2 separate regions of the Mus musculus genome follow, and region 2 is linked to region 1. A link is a loop called in an ENCODE intact Hi-C map of the cell type or tissue named here. Cell type or tissue: left cerebral cortex. All regions are shown on one strand.

What was found. A loop is a pair of places that touch in the nucleus more often than their neighbours do. Peaks named below come from ENCODE experiments on the same cell type or tissue, not always from the same donor. Only the 100,000 strongest peaks of a DNase experiment are listed, where the experiment ranks them.
Region 2: a loop joins it to region 1, with 2.6 times the contacts of the local background. A loop is called at or near these places in 2 of 42 quality-filtered maps.

What each region holds. Positions count from the first base shown.
Region 1 is chr14:31,432,024-31,440,023 of GRCm38, forward strand. Sh3bp5 (SH3-domain binding protein 5 (BTK-associated)) reads right to left here and starts at 4,077. Exons shown (of 9, transcript NM_011894.3): 1 at 3,788-4,077; 2 at 2,060-2,122. The coding sequence starts at 3,934. It overlaps Gm35907 (a long non-coding RNA gene), which reads left to right and starts at 3,211. Exons shown (of 4, transcript XR_383329.4): 1 at 3,211-3,295. In left cerebral cortex, CTCF peaks have their summits at 3,167 and 4,154; DNase peaks (open chromatin) are centred at 1,961, 3,210, 4,129 and 6,309; H3K4me3 peaks cover 3,413 bases; H3K27ac peaks cover 3,386 bases.
Region 2 is chr14:31,360,726-31,368,725 of GRCm38, forward strand. It overlaps Capn7 (calpain 7), which reads left to right. Exons shown (of 21, transcript NM_009796.3): 13 at 2,754-2,898; 14 at 3,723-3,822; 15 at 4,731-4,866; 16 at 5,443-5,518; 17 at 7,331-7,476. Among named protein-coding and RNA genes, the nearest start is that of Capn7, 28 kb to the left of the region's middle. In left cerebral cortex, CTCF peaks have their summits at 3,513 and 4,816 (motif pointing right); a DNase peak (open chromatin) is centred at 4,821.

The DNA.
Region 1 (8,000 bases):
TCTGTGGAATTCGGAAATCGGGGCTAAAAAGAGTTTAACAAATGAACCAACATAACTCCCAGAAGGCAGGTGCCATGAAGACCGAACTATGAGGCTATGAGACTTTGAGTTATGGGGCTATGAGACTATCTTATTTCTACCCAGAATGGTGATCAACAGTGGATAAGCAACAAAGAGGACAGACAAACCAGGGTTGATCATCTCTCTTGGAAACCCAAGAGACCATTCTCCTTTACCCATAGTTCTCTGCCTCAGTGGTCCCTGAGTAGTACTTTCACTTTCTCTCTCTCTCTCTCTCTCTCTCTCTCTCCCTCCCTCCCTCCCTCCCTCCCTCCCTCCCTCCCTTTTTCTCTTTCTTTCTCTCTCTCTCTCTCTCTCTCTCTCTCTCTCTTTCTTTCTTTCTTTCACAAGACAGAGTCGTTTGCCTCCAGCTTGCTACTTGTGACTATGTGACCTTCACCTCCTGATCCTCCTGCCTCTTCCTCTCCGGTGCTGGGATCACAGGCGTGTACAGCCTGCCTAGCCAGCTGTCCCTGATTTCTGCTCACCCCAGTCTCCCAAGTCCACCGGTAGTGTGCTTGTCCAGCATGCTTAAGGCCCTGGGCTTCATTCCAACACTGCAAACATAAACAAGCCAAACTTTCTGCTCAAAACAAAAAACAAATCTTTCCAACTTGTCAATATACATTTGGGTGCAGAGATGAGAGAGTCTGGAGAAGCTGGACACAGTGACACATGCCTGTAACCCCAGTCTGTAGAGATGTACCCAGAGTTCAAAGCCCTCCTCCATTACATACTGAATTTTGAAGTCAGCCAAGACTACATGAGAATGTTTAAAACATATATGCACATGCACTCGCGCATGCACGCGCGCACACACACACACACACACACACACACACAAGGACCACTTATGGCTTCCAACTGCCCAGCTCTGGGCTGTTGTGGCAGGACCAAATGAAACCTTAGGGGAACGTTTCCCCCTAAAATTGGCAGAGATTTTGTTTGTTTGTTTGTTTGTTTGTTTAATGCATTAGAAATGTGAGCTTCTGAGAGTTTTCAATTGCCCAACTTCATAAACAGTTCTCCAATTTCTTACTTAGGTCAGAATGGGAGTTAGTAATAGATAAGCCTTCACACAGCCCAGAGCAACATTAGTACCCACCGCCACGCACAGATCAGTGAGTTCAAGGCTATATGCTATCAGAAAGCAGGCTGCCAGTGAACTTCCAGTGAAGTATTTTCCTCTTCCCCACACCCTGGCTCTGAGGGGCCTGATGTTCTCTGCTTTCTCCTTAGGCTCGTCTTGTTCTTTCTACTTCAAGAAATAGGTTCTTACCGCAGCCCTCTGAAGTCCCTTAGCTGTGACAGTCACTCACAGGGGTATGCTCCCACTGGCAAGTAACCCCAACCACTACTTAGAAATTGGTGGCTTCTAAGAACCCGAACTTGTTTACAGGAAGGCTGAAACATTCTCAAGTTCAAATCAAGATCTTATCTTCCAAAATTTTTCCCAGCAGGAAAGCCCTTCCCAGCCTAAACAGCTTTTTGTTACCATTAAGATCATTACATTCTGCTCACGCTGACAGTAAATAAATGAGGGGGGAATCAGAAAGGTGAATTGTTAGAATGGGAAGTAAAATATCTGGCTTAAGTCTGAGGGAACCATAGCAGCTCCAAGCATGAATGGAAGGAGCCACCCTAAATAAAATACTGAGAGATGTAAACTCCATTAAAGTGTTTGGCTAAATCGAAATTCTTTTAGCCTTTCCACAGATCCCAGAATATTTGGAGCCTAAAGCATTGTTTAATACTCTGCTCAGCCCTTGATTCTGGCCCCAATGGAGCCTCCACAATGAAAAACAGCACATGAAATTGGATCCAGGCTCTGCCCACAGCCTGGACTGAGTGTATTTTACTGTCCACACATGCTGTTGCTCAACCTCCAAGCAAGGGCCTCCTGCAGTCGCCCTCCAGCTATTAAAACAAAATTAACCAGCCCAGGGTCAAAGGTGACTGACACTGTTTCACCCCAGAACAGTGCCCCAGCTCCCTGTACCTCAAGCTCAGTCTCCCGTCGGTTGATATCATCCGTGGATTGATTTAACTTCTCCAGTTCTCCCTAATGAAGAGAGAGAGAGAGAGAGAGAGAGAGAGAAATTAGAAGGGCTGGGCTTTTGTTTTTAGTGTAACTTAGTTTACAACTGGAAGGTCATCCCTGAATGATGCAAGTCGGTTCATTCCTCAAGAAGACAGCTGAGGCTCGGCTAAAAGACAAAAGCCTAAAACCTGTTGTAGGCTGTGTCCTTTTTTTTTTGGACGCCTTTAAAGTCCTACAGATTTATCTTTCTCTGAAAAGTCATTGTTCTTTTTTTTTTTCTTTCAGGTGAACTCATCTGTCATAAACAGTAACTTAACCCAGTCAAAACAGCACCCTTTGCTTTAGGAAAGAACTTTTCGAGGAAATCAGAACAGGACAATACGGCCAGTGCAGCCCAGCCAAAGGCAGACTTCCAGCATTAACTCATCATGGGCTATCTCCCTATAAAGAGATGATTTTTTTTTTTTCTAACTGCGAACTATTTGCCCTGCCTAACTGGGGTGTTGGTTAACTGACTGTAACCCTACCTCTTTTAAACATTTGCAGTCTGACATTTTGTAAGTAGCCAACATGAGTTAACTCATCCTCGTTCAGCTCATCTTTGCTCTGTGAACAAAGGTCTTGCTAACAAAATTCCACACCAAATCCACAAGATTCTGTAATCCAAGCCCAGGGCCCGAATTAACAGAATAACCAATGAGGAGGTTTTCTTACTGATCTTTAGTGTATTGACTTGACAAAATAATTAATTTAAGCCAAACTGATGAATTTAAAGCAGGCTCTTTTTTTTTCTTTATCTGTGCACTTAAAACCAATTATGGATCCAGAAATTGCAAAGTATGTTTAATAGCTATTTTTTAAAAAATGATTTATGGAAAGGGTACAAAACGGGTCATGAAAAGGAATTTGCTTTGTGCTTAGGAAGGTGAAGAGGTTAAGCTGTCACTCCTGGAAATTGTTTTTTAACTCTCTCTCCTGGAAATGGAGGCACAGAAAGCCAGGCATTCTCTGCTTTCCCTGCCTCCACGCGTCGGCTTTGCGCAGCAGCTGTCCCTGGTGGACGTTCACACTGACCTCACAAGGAAAAGGAGGGTTTTAAACAGTCTCAGGCCAAGTGCAACACAGTGCCAACGGTGGCAACGGCAACGACGCCCACCATGTGTTGACAATGAAGAGGACGGCAGCCCAGGCCAGGTGAGGGCTCACGAGGCACCCCACACCGGTGCAGCCCACACTACAGGGGCAAGCGACAGCCACCTTGCCCTGCTCGCCCACCACGATGTCTGCATCCACGCAGGTGGGATAACGCTGCGCTGCAGCCCCGAGGCTGTGCAGTGCTCCAAGCGTGGCGCTGAGGTACCCCGACTCCGCTCGGGGCCCCCGCCCCCTTTTTCCTTTGTTGCAATCCGCCTGAACAGCTGGTCGTGTAGTAGGGACCCTCGGGTTGGGCCGAGGGTCTGCAGGGATCCCCGCAATAATCAGGCCGCGTTCACGCGGGCACCGAAGCCTTCCGCAGGGAGACCGTGAAATGGGGTGTTCCAACCCTTGGTGAAGATCCTGAATTTAGGCAGCCCCCACCCCGCGACCGCGAACACGCGAGGCTGTAAGGCATGTGTCTGCGTTAGATGCCGACTTCCACGGTAGCCCTGGTGGGGTGCGGCTGTGGGCTCCTGTCACGCGTCCTACCTGGATCCGGGGGTCCACCTCTTCCTCCTCCTCCTCCAGGCCCTGTTCCATCCTCTCTTCCTCCTCCTCTTTCTCCTCCACCTCCCGGGCAGGCGGCGGGAGCTCCGCCGGCTCGTCAGAGCGGCTCCGTTTCAGCGCCGTGTCCATGCGGGCAGCCGAACGCGCCGCAGCCGGGTCGCAAAGCGCACGGTGGGATCCGGACGCACCGAGGGCCACCTCGCCGCAGCCGGGTAGGTCTGAGCGCGCAGCGCTGCCACCCCGGGTGCTCCGCCGGCGAGTGCGGAGTGGCAGAGGAAGTGGGCGCGGCTGCCCCCTGTCTGCAGCGGCCCGCAGTACACCGCACCCACTTTGCCCAGGCCGCCGTGATAGCCTGTGTCACCCGACACTCTGTCACAAAAAGCCCAGTGCACTGGAGTCCCGGCCATGGCCACTAGGAGAGGTGCCGCCCAGTGGCTCACCAGCCCGAGCGTGGGCCGCCTTAAGGTAGTTTCCTCCTGCCTCCAGTGAAGCAGATCAAGGCACAGAAGGAAAGTTCGGGTGATTTCCATTCTTCAAAGCTACCTTTGTGTCTATTTGGAGTCACAGAAAAGGGAACTCTACCCTAATCTTGTCTGTACAGCAGACAGAGGATGGCTAGCCAGGTCCAGCCACCGAGTGGACATCATAGCCTGGAGTCTGCTGGGCAAAGCTCGGCAAGCGAAGGCATGAGCTCTTAGGGCTTTCCTGGATATTCTGAATGCACGAAGAGCCCATGGAGCTGGGGGGGGCGGGGGGGGAAATCTATGGATCGGGCGGCTTTTTAAAGAGATTGCCCTGCTTGCTCGTGGCAAAGCTTGCCCAGTGTAGGAACTATGTGGTTCTGCCCAACATCACCAAGCTAGAGCTTGCCTAGCCAACTGGGCATCACAAAAGGGCTAACAGTGGACAGGTTTCTCTGAACGTTTACAGGTGCTAGGGCCACTGTGAGGTCAGGGACTACCTGGTCAGATGCCCTGAGCAAAGTGGATACTTTGTAGAGGGAGTTTGGAGGACAGCTTTGCTTGAGAGAGTTGTTCTCGGAGCCTGTGATCCTGCCTTTTCCCCCACCTCAGAAGCAAAGCAAAGGGGTATCTGTCCTCTTTCTCAACTGGTCAGTCTTCTTCAAAGCCAGTACCAGAGAATCTCACGTGTACCACAGGCCTCCCGTGCTTCAATCTCCCCTCTGGAAAAGCCTGACCCTGTGTTCCCTTCCAACAGTTTCCCGTATTAGGTCTGTCTACTGACTTCCCACTCACTCATTTTGTTTGTTTGAAACAACCTCGGCCCAGGCTGGTGTCAAGCTCTTATCAGCTCAGACTGGCCTCGACCTTCTGATTTTCCAAAGGTAGACTCCCATGTGCTGCATTTTTAATCAGGCACTCCTCCTGTAGAGCTCACTATACAGCTAACACTGTATATATAGTCACACTGCCTCTGGTTCTGAAGCACTGAGATTATAGACACACACACCACCATTTTGGCTTCCTTGGTGGGATGGGGAGGAGACAGAGTTTTCTGTGTAGCCCTGGCTGTCCTAGAACTTGCTCTGTAGACCAGGCTAGCCTGGAGCTTAGAGATCCACCTGGCTGTCTCTAGTGTTGGGATTAAATGCATGTGTCACCACTGCCCGGCTGGTGCACACACACACACCCATCCCCGATGCTGCCACCAAGGTGTACCACACGCACAGAGTGACAAACCCTTTATATTACAAGTTCTCAGACATACAGGAGTAACTCCACCAGGCAGCAGGAAACAGTTTGCTAACTACTCCAAAGGAAGGACCGTTGTTGGGGAGGGTGGCTATGTCAAAATACCACAGTTTCTAAATGGCACCCACTTCTAACTCTGTAGGCCAGAAATCACAGCAAAGTCAGGTTCTGAGGAGGGCCCTCCTGGGCTTGTGGACTTCCAACTGCTCAACAAACTTTTATGTCAGGAAGAAAGCCTTAGAAAATCTCTGAGGTCTTTTTTAAGAAGTATATTAGTCCCATTTGCTCAGACCTCCTACCCTCCTGGCCTTGTCACTTCCTAAGACTATTAGGAGTTAAGAGTTCAGCACAGGACCCAAAACCTCCAGTCCATAACCTGAGGCAAACCCCAGAGTATCACAAGTTCTAGACCAGCCTGAGCTACACAGCCAGAACTCAAAACAGCAGATGGCTACCCCTTCCCCAGCACCCTGTGGGCTATTCAAGGTTGGCACGCGTATTTCTGGCAGGGATCTTGGTGGCCATTTTAAACACTTTGAGCTTAACTACAGTTTGAAACGCCCCAGATAATGTGTGCTGTGATGATTCTTGTCTGGATCTGCGTTTTTGTCATTTTTGGAAAGCACCTACTGCCTGATCATATTGTGTTATTGGTGGAGAAAGCAGCTTTCTAATTCTCTGTCTGTAATCTGTTTCAAGGATGACAATCCTTGTCAGACTTTCAGAGGCTCCACGAGGTCAGTGGCTTATCTGTGTCAAAGTGGCTCTGCTTGGCAGGGCTCCAGTCACCCGCCTCCCAGTGTGGGCAAAGATGCTATTGTGCTTCAGCTGGGAAGCATCCCCAGACAGCTCAAAGCTAGGTCCTGAATCGAGCATTGTTCTGAGGTGGGGCTTTGGGCAAGTGATCCACACATGTAAGTTCTGCCTCCGTCAGTGGACTGAGCCATAGATGAACCCAGGACCTGACTAGACTGTTGGAAGGTAATGAAGCTGTGGAAGTCGGAGGCTGGTTGAAGAAAGTGGGTCACTGGGGAGCGATCCCCTTAGTCCTCTCTGCCTCCCAGTCACCCTGAGGTGAACAGCCTCCTCCATCATCTCTGCCTGCAACCATGATGTTCAAGGCTTGCCTCAGGCCCAAGGTAGCAGGGCCAGCCAACCATGAACTAAAACTAGGAGCTAAAGTAAATCTTCCCTTACTTAAGTTATTTCTCTCATGCACTTGTCACAGTGATGATTAGGGCTGGAGAGACGGCACTGCGTAATCATCTCTAGGACAGTGCTCAACTTTCCTAACGCTGAGCCTTTAAAACAGCCCCTCATGTTGTGGTGACCCCAACCATAAAATTATTTTCATTGCTATTTCATAATTAATTTTGCTACTGTTGTGAATCATAATGTAAATATCTGTTATGCAGGATATCTGATATGCACCCCCCCAAAGGGTCTCAACCTATAGATAGGTTGAGAACTGCTGTTTCAAGAGGATCTAGGTTAGGTTCCCAGGACTACATGGTAGTTAACAACTGTCTGAAACTGAATTTGCAGGGGGTCCTGATGCTCTCTTCTAACCTCTGTTGGCTAGAAGGCACACACGTGGTACACAACATACACGCAGGCAGAACAAAAAAAATAATAATTCTTAAAAGTCTGATTAACACAGGTGGGATGCCTTAGCCAAAATCTTGTGAAATGCTTTGCTTAAAGATTCCGTTGGTGTTTAATTTTATTGCCCTGTAAAAGTTCGTTTAACCCTACACAGTGGGCGAAATATGCCACCGGTGTTTGTAATCTGCCTTACAACTTCCTCAAGATGCAAATCTTTCTGGATAAAACTCATAGGCTCCGTGCTTCCCAGTAGTTAACCTTTAAAAACGGTGGAAGAAATCCAGGAGGGAGGACAAGAATGTGTGTAGGGCCAGGCTTGTGCTGGCCTCGTCCTCTCTGGTCAGGACACCTGCCAGCGCCTGTCCACACAAGTGGGATGACCCTCACCTCTGCCGCTCTGTCACATTGCTGCACCCGTGTCATCCACGCCTGACGTCCAGGTTAGCAAACAAGCTGTGCTCCCCCCCCCCCCCACACACACACACCAGGGACCCATCCTTGGTCCTCCCCTCCCAGAGCTGAGCTTCAGGGTATTTCCATTTATAGCCACTTGGATTTATTTTCTAAACACTCAGGGGCAGTCCTGTGACGCTCTGGGGCATCACATGTCCTTCTTCAGGACAGCTGTGCTGAATGGTCCTTGGACTCTTTTTCATTAAAAATGTCTTTCTCATGCTAGGCAGGATGGTACATGCCTTTAGTCTCAGCGGGTTAAGAAACATTAAAACATTAAATATTAGTCTTTTTTATTATTATTTTGGAGATAGGGTCTAGCTGTGTAGACCAGGTTAGCCTTCACAAAGATTCACAAGCTTCTGCCTCCTGAGTTCTGGGATTAAGGCACTCAGCTAATCTTAGTCTTATCTGTCAAGCACTCT
Region 2 (8,000 bases), 71 kb before region 1:
GTTATTGTCATTTTTGAATGAACAGCTGATGAGTTCTCTGCACTAGAAGACACAAGTATTATCAAATGCCCTAATTGAACAGAGAGACGTGGTCATTCAGCTAAAACAGTACTCATTATTTGTTAATTAAACTTGGTGTTAATTAAGTTGGCATACAGAAATAGGTCATTTAGTCCCAGGATATAATCCAAGAAATTTGTGATTTTGTTGTTATGCAGACATAATAGTGTATATCCAAAGCCTAGACGATATGGTCTACTACACAGCTAGGCAATATTGTGTCTGTCTGTCTGTCTTGCTCCTAGGGCCTTCAGGAAGAAATACAAGATTAAATCAAACACAAGAGAAAATGGCGCAACAGGAGACACAAGATATGTGAAGCTGTTGTTAGCTTAAGGCATACAGTTTTACAGTTAAGGCTTTTTTTTTTTGAGACAGGGTTTTGCCATGTATCCCAGGCTGGCCTTGAACTCATAACCCATCTGCCCGGCCTCCCAACTCCCAAGTACTGGGATTACAGGTATGTGCCACCATGTCTGGCTTTTTTTTTCCTCAGTAGAAGTATATTCTAAAATACTAACAACCCCTCCCCCCAAATACAGAGAGTGTGTAAATTGTGCCATAAATATTTGTCATTATTAGGTATTGTTCACTGTACATGATTACATGTGCTATACTACACTCTTGACAGTTGACAGTACAATGGGTTTGTAAGCCTCACAATAAAAGAAAACCATACATTAAAAAAGAGGTGAATAAAAGATAAAATTCTAGAACTCAAGAGACAGGATAGGGAGCAAATTAAAGGCCAGCCTAGGCTACATAAGTTTCTCTGGGATATGTAATTTCAAACAGCAAATACATAATACTTAACTGTTATTCATAGTATTTTGGCCAGTAATTGTGTTGAGTTCAGTTCTAATCAAACAAGCCGTCTGGTTTATTTAGTTACAAATGTGTGTAATGCACTCTGACATTAGGATGGCTGTGATGTCACTAAGCAGCAGGAATTTTCAGGAACTATAACTCTGTGTGTTCACTGTGGTACATAAGGTCCATCTCTGGCCAAGTGCTGTTGTGACACATGATTGTATAGGAATGGGAGGCAGTATGAGCCTGCCACAACGGTTAAACTTTATGATTCCACTGGACTAGCAGGCATGAGGTCATAGATTTGGTCTTCAATTAGGCAGGATTCCAGCCCCATATGTGCTATATAAAATTGTGTATTTCCTTAAACATGGCAACAAAATTGATTCCTTAAAGTACAAATAGTGTAAAGTAGGAAAGCTGAAAGGTGTGCTTTCCTTTAGACTGTAGTTTTCTACACACAGGAGTGCTGCGGTTAGTGGTTGCTCTACAGTCCTGAGCTCCTTTTCTTGTTAGTCTCCTGTGTGGTGTCAGTGCAGTGTGAAGAGGAAGATAGCATCTTCACACTGCATGTGACTTAACTTTGTACAGATAAACAACAGACTTTCTAGTTACAAATTATCCGCCATGAGTTGCATAGTAGTGATTTCCTAACTGTGATTCTGTAAAGACATTCTTTACTGGAGTATATGTAAACAAAATAAACTCTGGTCCAGTAATATATTTCATTAATAGTACTTTCAAGTTGCAGACTGTAGCATTGTTACCCAGCTGGAGCAGATTTTGTAGCCTATGGAGTGCTCCATTTTAAATTTGTATGTGAACCTTGTGCTGTCAAGGTTGATCTTTGCCCACAGCCTTGCTGTGTGTTAAAATTGAAGCTTTAACTAGGGTTCTCTATGTCTGAGTCTGAACCTTTCCTGGGTCCTTCCTTTACTGTGTCGTTTCGTTTCTGCTGTATTTAATCTTTGAAACATTTACTCAAATCTGACTTTTTTCTCAAATCTGACATTTTCCTTCCTTCCTCCCTCCCTCCTTCCCTCCCTCCTCCTTCCTTTTCCCTCCTTGTCCTCATCCTCTTCCTCCTCCTTTTTTCTTCTTTTTAGCAGGATGTGTTCCTGTGTTGCTCTAGTTGGCCTGGAACTTGGAGAGCTGTCTGCCTCTGCCTTTCAAGTGCTAAGATTAAAAGGCATATGCCACTGTGTCCTCCCAACTTTACATTTATGTTACTAGGCCTACAATACTTTTTTTTTGTATATAGTCTTAAAGCTACAATCTCATTTGTGACTTTTTCCACTTAGGATTTTCTTATATTAATACATTCCTATTTGTGCGTGCGTGCGTGCGTGCATGCATGCGTGCATGCGTGTGTGCGTGTAACATTCTTGCACAATCTGCGATCTTCATTTCAGTTTTCCCTACTCCTTTGAGTCATTTCTATGTCTTTTCCTGGAGGGAGTGTTCCTTACTTTACTCTCAGGCTCATCTGTGGTTCATGCTTTGCTTTTCAGTCCACACAGCCTTACAGTATTTCTTCCCTATCTAAGGCTTTCTCCTTTGCTGGGAATAGCTAGAACTGGGATGTTGCAGCATATGCCAAGGTTTCTAAAATTCTCTTTCATTTCTTCCTCTATTCTGGGTTAACTTGCTGTTTTTCTGTTTACCAGTAAGTATCTGCAGCCATATGCTCTTGATGTTTCTGATGCCTGAGATATGCCTCTGAAAAGTTTAGCAGAATTTTCTACTCTTTCATGTTCCCCCTTTATTAAGTCTTAAGTAATTAAAGTTCATTCTAAGAGTATTATAACTATATATAAGAGTATATAAGTATGTGGTAAATCTCTTTGTTGTTAATCGTTTTGTTTTGTTGTTTCTTAATACAGGGGCTGAGATTTATTCAGTTAAAAAACCCTTGGAGCCATTTACGCTGGAAAGGAAGGTACAGTGAGAATGATGTGAAAAACTGGACCCCAGAATTGCAGAAGTATTTAAACTTTGATCCACGAACAGCTCAGAAAATAGATAATGGTAAGTGTGTCTGTAATTTACTGCCATTTTAGGAGTGTGAAGGGCGTACAAGTGTATACGTGTATATGCACATGGATGTGTACAAGTGTATCCGTGTGTATGCACATGGAGGCCACGGTTCAACAATAGGCATCTTCCCTTCCACTCAGCAAGGAGCTCACCGACGGGCTAACTTGTCTGGCCAGCAAGACCCCAGGCTCCAGCTGTCTTTGCCTTCCCAGCACACACTGGTATCCCAGCTTCTGTGTGAGTGCTGGAGACAGAGCTCAGGGCATCATGCTTGTGCAGGAAGCCAACTCCCCAGTCTGTCTATTTATGTTTGTGTTTTGCCTACGTCTGTGTATGTGCACCACATATGTACAGTGCCTGCAGAAGTCAAAAGAGGGCGCCAGGTCCCCTGGAACTAGACACAGTGTGGGTTCTGGAAACCAAATCCATGCCCTCCACAAGAGCAGCGAGTGTTTTAACCCCTGAGCTAACCCTGTAGCTTCAGTAGCCTTCAGTGTCATTTTAAATAACCTGTTTTCAAGATGAGATGTACTTAGACAGTCTCAACAGCCTCTTTTATTTTATTTTTATTTTATTTGATGTATATAGGTGTTTGCCTACATGCATATCTTGCACTCTGTGTGTTCTTGGTGCCCTTAGAGGTGGATCCCTAAAACTTAAATTAGAAAACATTGCTAGTCATCATGTGGGTGCTGGGAGAGAATCTGGGCCCTTTGAAGAGTAGCCAGGTACTCTTAACCATTGAACTTCTTCCAGCTTGCTTAAGTTGTTTATTGCTAATTCCTTTTAGATTAACAAAGACATTTAATTTTTAGGAATATTTTGGATTTCCTGGGATGATCTTTGCCAGTATTATGATGTAGTTTATTTGAGTTGGAATCCAGCTCTTTTTAAAGAATCAACTTGCATTCACAGGTAAGTTTTTATACATTTTAGACTATGCTTTATAATATTCTCTACATTTGAAAGATTTAAAATTTTTTAAAAATTATGTGGAGATAGGAATGGGGCTTTGTCCATGAGTACAGGTGTCTGGGAGACTAGAAGAGGGCGTTGGGTGCTCTGGAGCTGGAGTTATAGACAATTGTAAGCCGCCCAGGGTGGGTGCTGGGAACTGAGCTGTGGTTATCTATCTGCAGCAGCAGTACATGCTCTTAACCACAAGCTGCCTTTGCAGTGCCTGTTCCCCACATCACAATTCTCAAATAGTGACCAAATCAGGAGGATCATCAACCCCTCTTTTGGTCATTGCCAGTAGCCATTTTTTTTTTTACTACTTTATTACACCAAAAACTTTTTAAAGGATAAAACAAAAATCCTGATAGCTGTTATGTGCACGCCTTTAATCGCAGCTCTTGGGAGGCAGAGGCAGGCAGATTTCTGGGTTCAGGGTCAATTTGGTCTACAGAGTGAGTTTTAGAACAGCCAGGGCTACACAGAGAAGCCCTATCTCAATCAATCAATCAATAATAATAAATAATAAATAAACAATCCTGATAGCTTAATTGCATTTGAAACACATCACTATCTAAAGTAGTATTTAAAAGGTTAGCCATGAACAGGAGAGATGGCTGAACAGTTAAAAGTTCTTGTTCCTGCAGAGAACCCAGGTTCAGTTCCCAGCACCCACAAAGTGACTGGCAGCCATGTGCAAATAATTCTGGGGGATCTGATGCCCTCTTCTGAACTCTGTAGGCACCAAGCAAACATACATAGGCCAAACATTCATACTTCTAAAATTAAAAAATATCAAAAATATTTATTTTTAAAATGTTTACCTGCATGAGAAATTTAACCATTGATGTCTTTTTGTTTATTTTTAGTACTTGGGATGCTAAACAAGGACCTGTGAAAGATGCTTATAGCCTGGCCAACAACCCCCAGTACAAATTGGAGGTGCAGTGTCCACAAGGGGGTGCTGCAGTTTGGGTTTTGCTTAGTAGACACATAACAGACAAGGTACAGATATCCTTCTAATAACACACCCACAATTCAGAAATTCTTTCAAATATAATTAACTGTTAGGTCCATAATTTTATCACTATTCATTTCCATTTATATAAGTGCTCTGAAAATGTTTTCTCAAGTAAATGAGTATCATTAGGTAGATTTTATTTTATTTATATTTTAGATTTTGTCTTATTTTTATTTTTTTACTGGTCCAGTGGATTGGAGAGGGCTTTATTTGGTCCCAGGGTAAATTTCCTTATTTTATAATTAGATACTGAAGTCTTATTCAGATTCTCTAAAGGAGGAGCTTGCTTTTCAATGAGAACATGAAGGTTGATACATTCTTTAAAACTTACTAAGATTACTATATTCTGGAAGAGATTTGAAAAGTAGGTCATTAGTTTTGATTGTAGAAAGGCTAATTATAATCTTAATCATTTACATAGTAGTCATTTATTCAGAAAAATATGGCTTCTGTAGAACTAAATAGCTGAGGTGCTCTTGAAAATTAGTTTTCTAAACACTTAGAATAGAGAACATCTTGAGTCCGTTTTCCTAACCACTGTGGATTCTCTGTGATTTTAGGATGACTTCGCAAATAACCGTGAGTTTATCACAATGGTTGTGTACAAGACTGATGGCAAGAAGGTTTACTACCCAGGTAAGCCCTGCTGAGCACATGCTGCCGCATTCTCAGACACTGAGCTGGAGAGGAAAGGCTTATGTAGATGGCATGCAGAAATCAATTATAATTATGCTGGTAGACTAACAAAACCCAGCAAAGCATACTGGGTATTTAGGTTGATGTATATGTAAAACGTTTTAATTTTGAAACTCTTAAAATTTAGGCTTATATACTTTTGTACATAATCATCAGAACTTAATTTCTAAAATGTGCCAAGGTTTATAAAGCATCAAAAAGGGAACAGAGGTAAAATGACATGGTCTGATTTTGTCTTTTTAAGAGCATTGGTTTCTTCTAAGCATTTATTACAGCCCCAAATGAGGCAGTTTTATTTGAGAAATGCTGGTGACTTGACCTTGGGTAGTTGTAGAGTAAGACCAAGAGGACAGATTTGAATTTCAGTAGGATTGTACAAGGAGTTCCTGAGCTGATGGAGGCTGATTCTGGGGTTTAAGTAAAACCAAGCTGTAGTAGTTATTAAGATGGGTGAGCATTGGTCATATTGTAAGATTTCGTTACAGAGTAAACTCGGAAGTTAATTTTTGGCTTGTTAGATTTGAGGCACTAAGACTTCCGGGTAAGGATGCCAAGTGGGCATTGATTTGAGTGGGGGCTTGAGGTCCAGCTTGATGAGTCAGGCACAGGAGGAGGCAGCATCTGAAGCCTGGACTCTGTAAATCCTGAGGAAAGCCACAGCTAGAGCTGGATGCCCAGGACGTGCATCTGTAGCTGGGCAGAGGAGTTGGTACTGTTACTAGAAAACTCAGTCAGGATGTGATGAAGCAATTGATGGTACAGTGAGGCTTGATAGAATCTTAGCAAAGGAGAGGAAAAGAGCACACCTCTATCTCCTGCTCTCCAAGGGGTCAGAGAAGATGCCGTTGGACTTAGCATCGTGTAATCATTGTTGACCTTGATTGTTGAGAAAAGGTTGTCAGGAAGGTAGGACTGGAGAGGATTGGTCATAAAGGAAAAGATGCATTCTTCACCATTACACTGGTCAGCACAGGCACTGAGCCTCACCAGTCAGTCTCTCTCACTTCTGCAGACACATGACACATGAAGTCCAGTGGGCCATACCAAGCCAAGCTAGCTATTTTCAAATGTTGATCATTATATAACTAAAAAAAAAAAAACAAAAAAAACCACACAAATATTTTCCTAGAGTGAAAATTTTACATGGTTTTATACTTTGAAATACATTTACTACTACTTTTACTTTTAAAACTTAAGTTTATTTTTTCTTATGTTTTCTTAATTGAACAGTGCTGCCCTCTTTTCTGTGAATTTTTTTCAGGATACTTCTAGGGTACAGTTTTATTTTCATCACACTAGGTAGTTTTGCTCTCCATTAATGAAAGAATAAACAGGAGACACAAATTGAAAACTTAGCCCATGGGCTGGTGAGATGGCTCAGTAGATAAAGGTTGTCTGCTGCCAAGTCTGACAGCCTGAATTCAGTCCCTGTGACCCATATGGTGGAGGGGGAGAAATGACTCAGGTTACCCTCTGACTTCCATGGTGGGTGTGCAGACACACAAACCACTGTTAACAACCCTTTATAAAAGTCTGAGAAAAATCCCTACCAAATCACTGATTAGCGAAAGGAAAATAAGATGAGTCATTAGGGGGACTTTAAGAAGCTAGTTTAACATGCCTAAGGTTTATTTAGTTCTACATTAGGGGTGGGTAATGTTAATAATGTGTTTATATGCTTTTTTGTATCTTAAAAAGACAAAGCTAATCCTGACTTTGAAAATCTTTTCTGTAAACATGATATCTGTGCAGCTGACCCACCTCCATACATTGATGGGATTCGAATTAACAGCCCTCATTACTTGACTAAGATAAAGCTGACCACGCCCGGGACTCACACCTTCACCCTAGTGGTTTCTCAGTATGAGAAACAGAATACGATTCATTACACAGTCCGGGTAAGAGTCGTCAACCGTGAACCATGTAGTGACAAAATATAGTGAAACAGAGTTTATGACAGGCTCTGCTTTCTATGTGGGATCACTTGAAGTGTTTTCTCTGAGACAGACTCTTGCTATGCATTTTAGCCTAGCTTTCTAGCCCAGGCTATCTTGAATTCATATACTCTGACCTCAACTTCTGGAGTGCCAGGGAAAAAATTCTATTTCTGAAAATCATTTTCTACTTTTATATTTTTATCAATTAAGTAATTATGCTTTCTGGGAAAAAAAAAAAAGTGAGTTGTGCTGGGTAGTCGTGGCAAACACTTTTAATCCCAGAATTTGGAAGTAGAGGCAGGTGGATCTCTGAGTTTGAGGTCAGATCTACAGAACAAGTTCCAGGACAGCCAGGTCTACACAGAGAAACTGCCTGGAAAATTAAAAAAAAAAAATTGTATTTTACTTTGAGTAACATTTTGAATGAACATATTTTCTTCATAATGGTTTATTCCTGAGATGTAGATTAATAAATGCAATTAAAT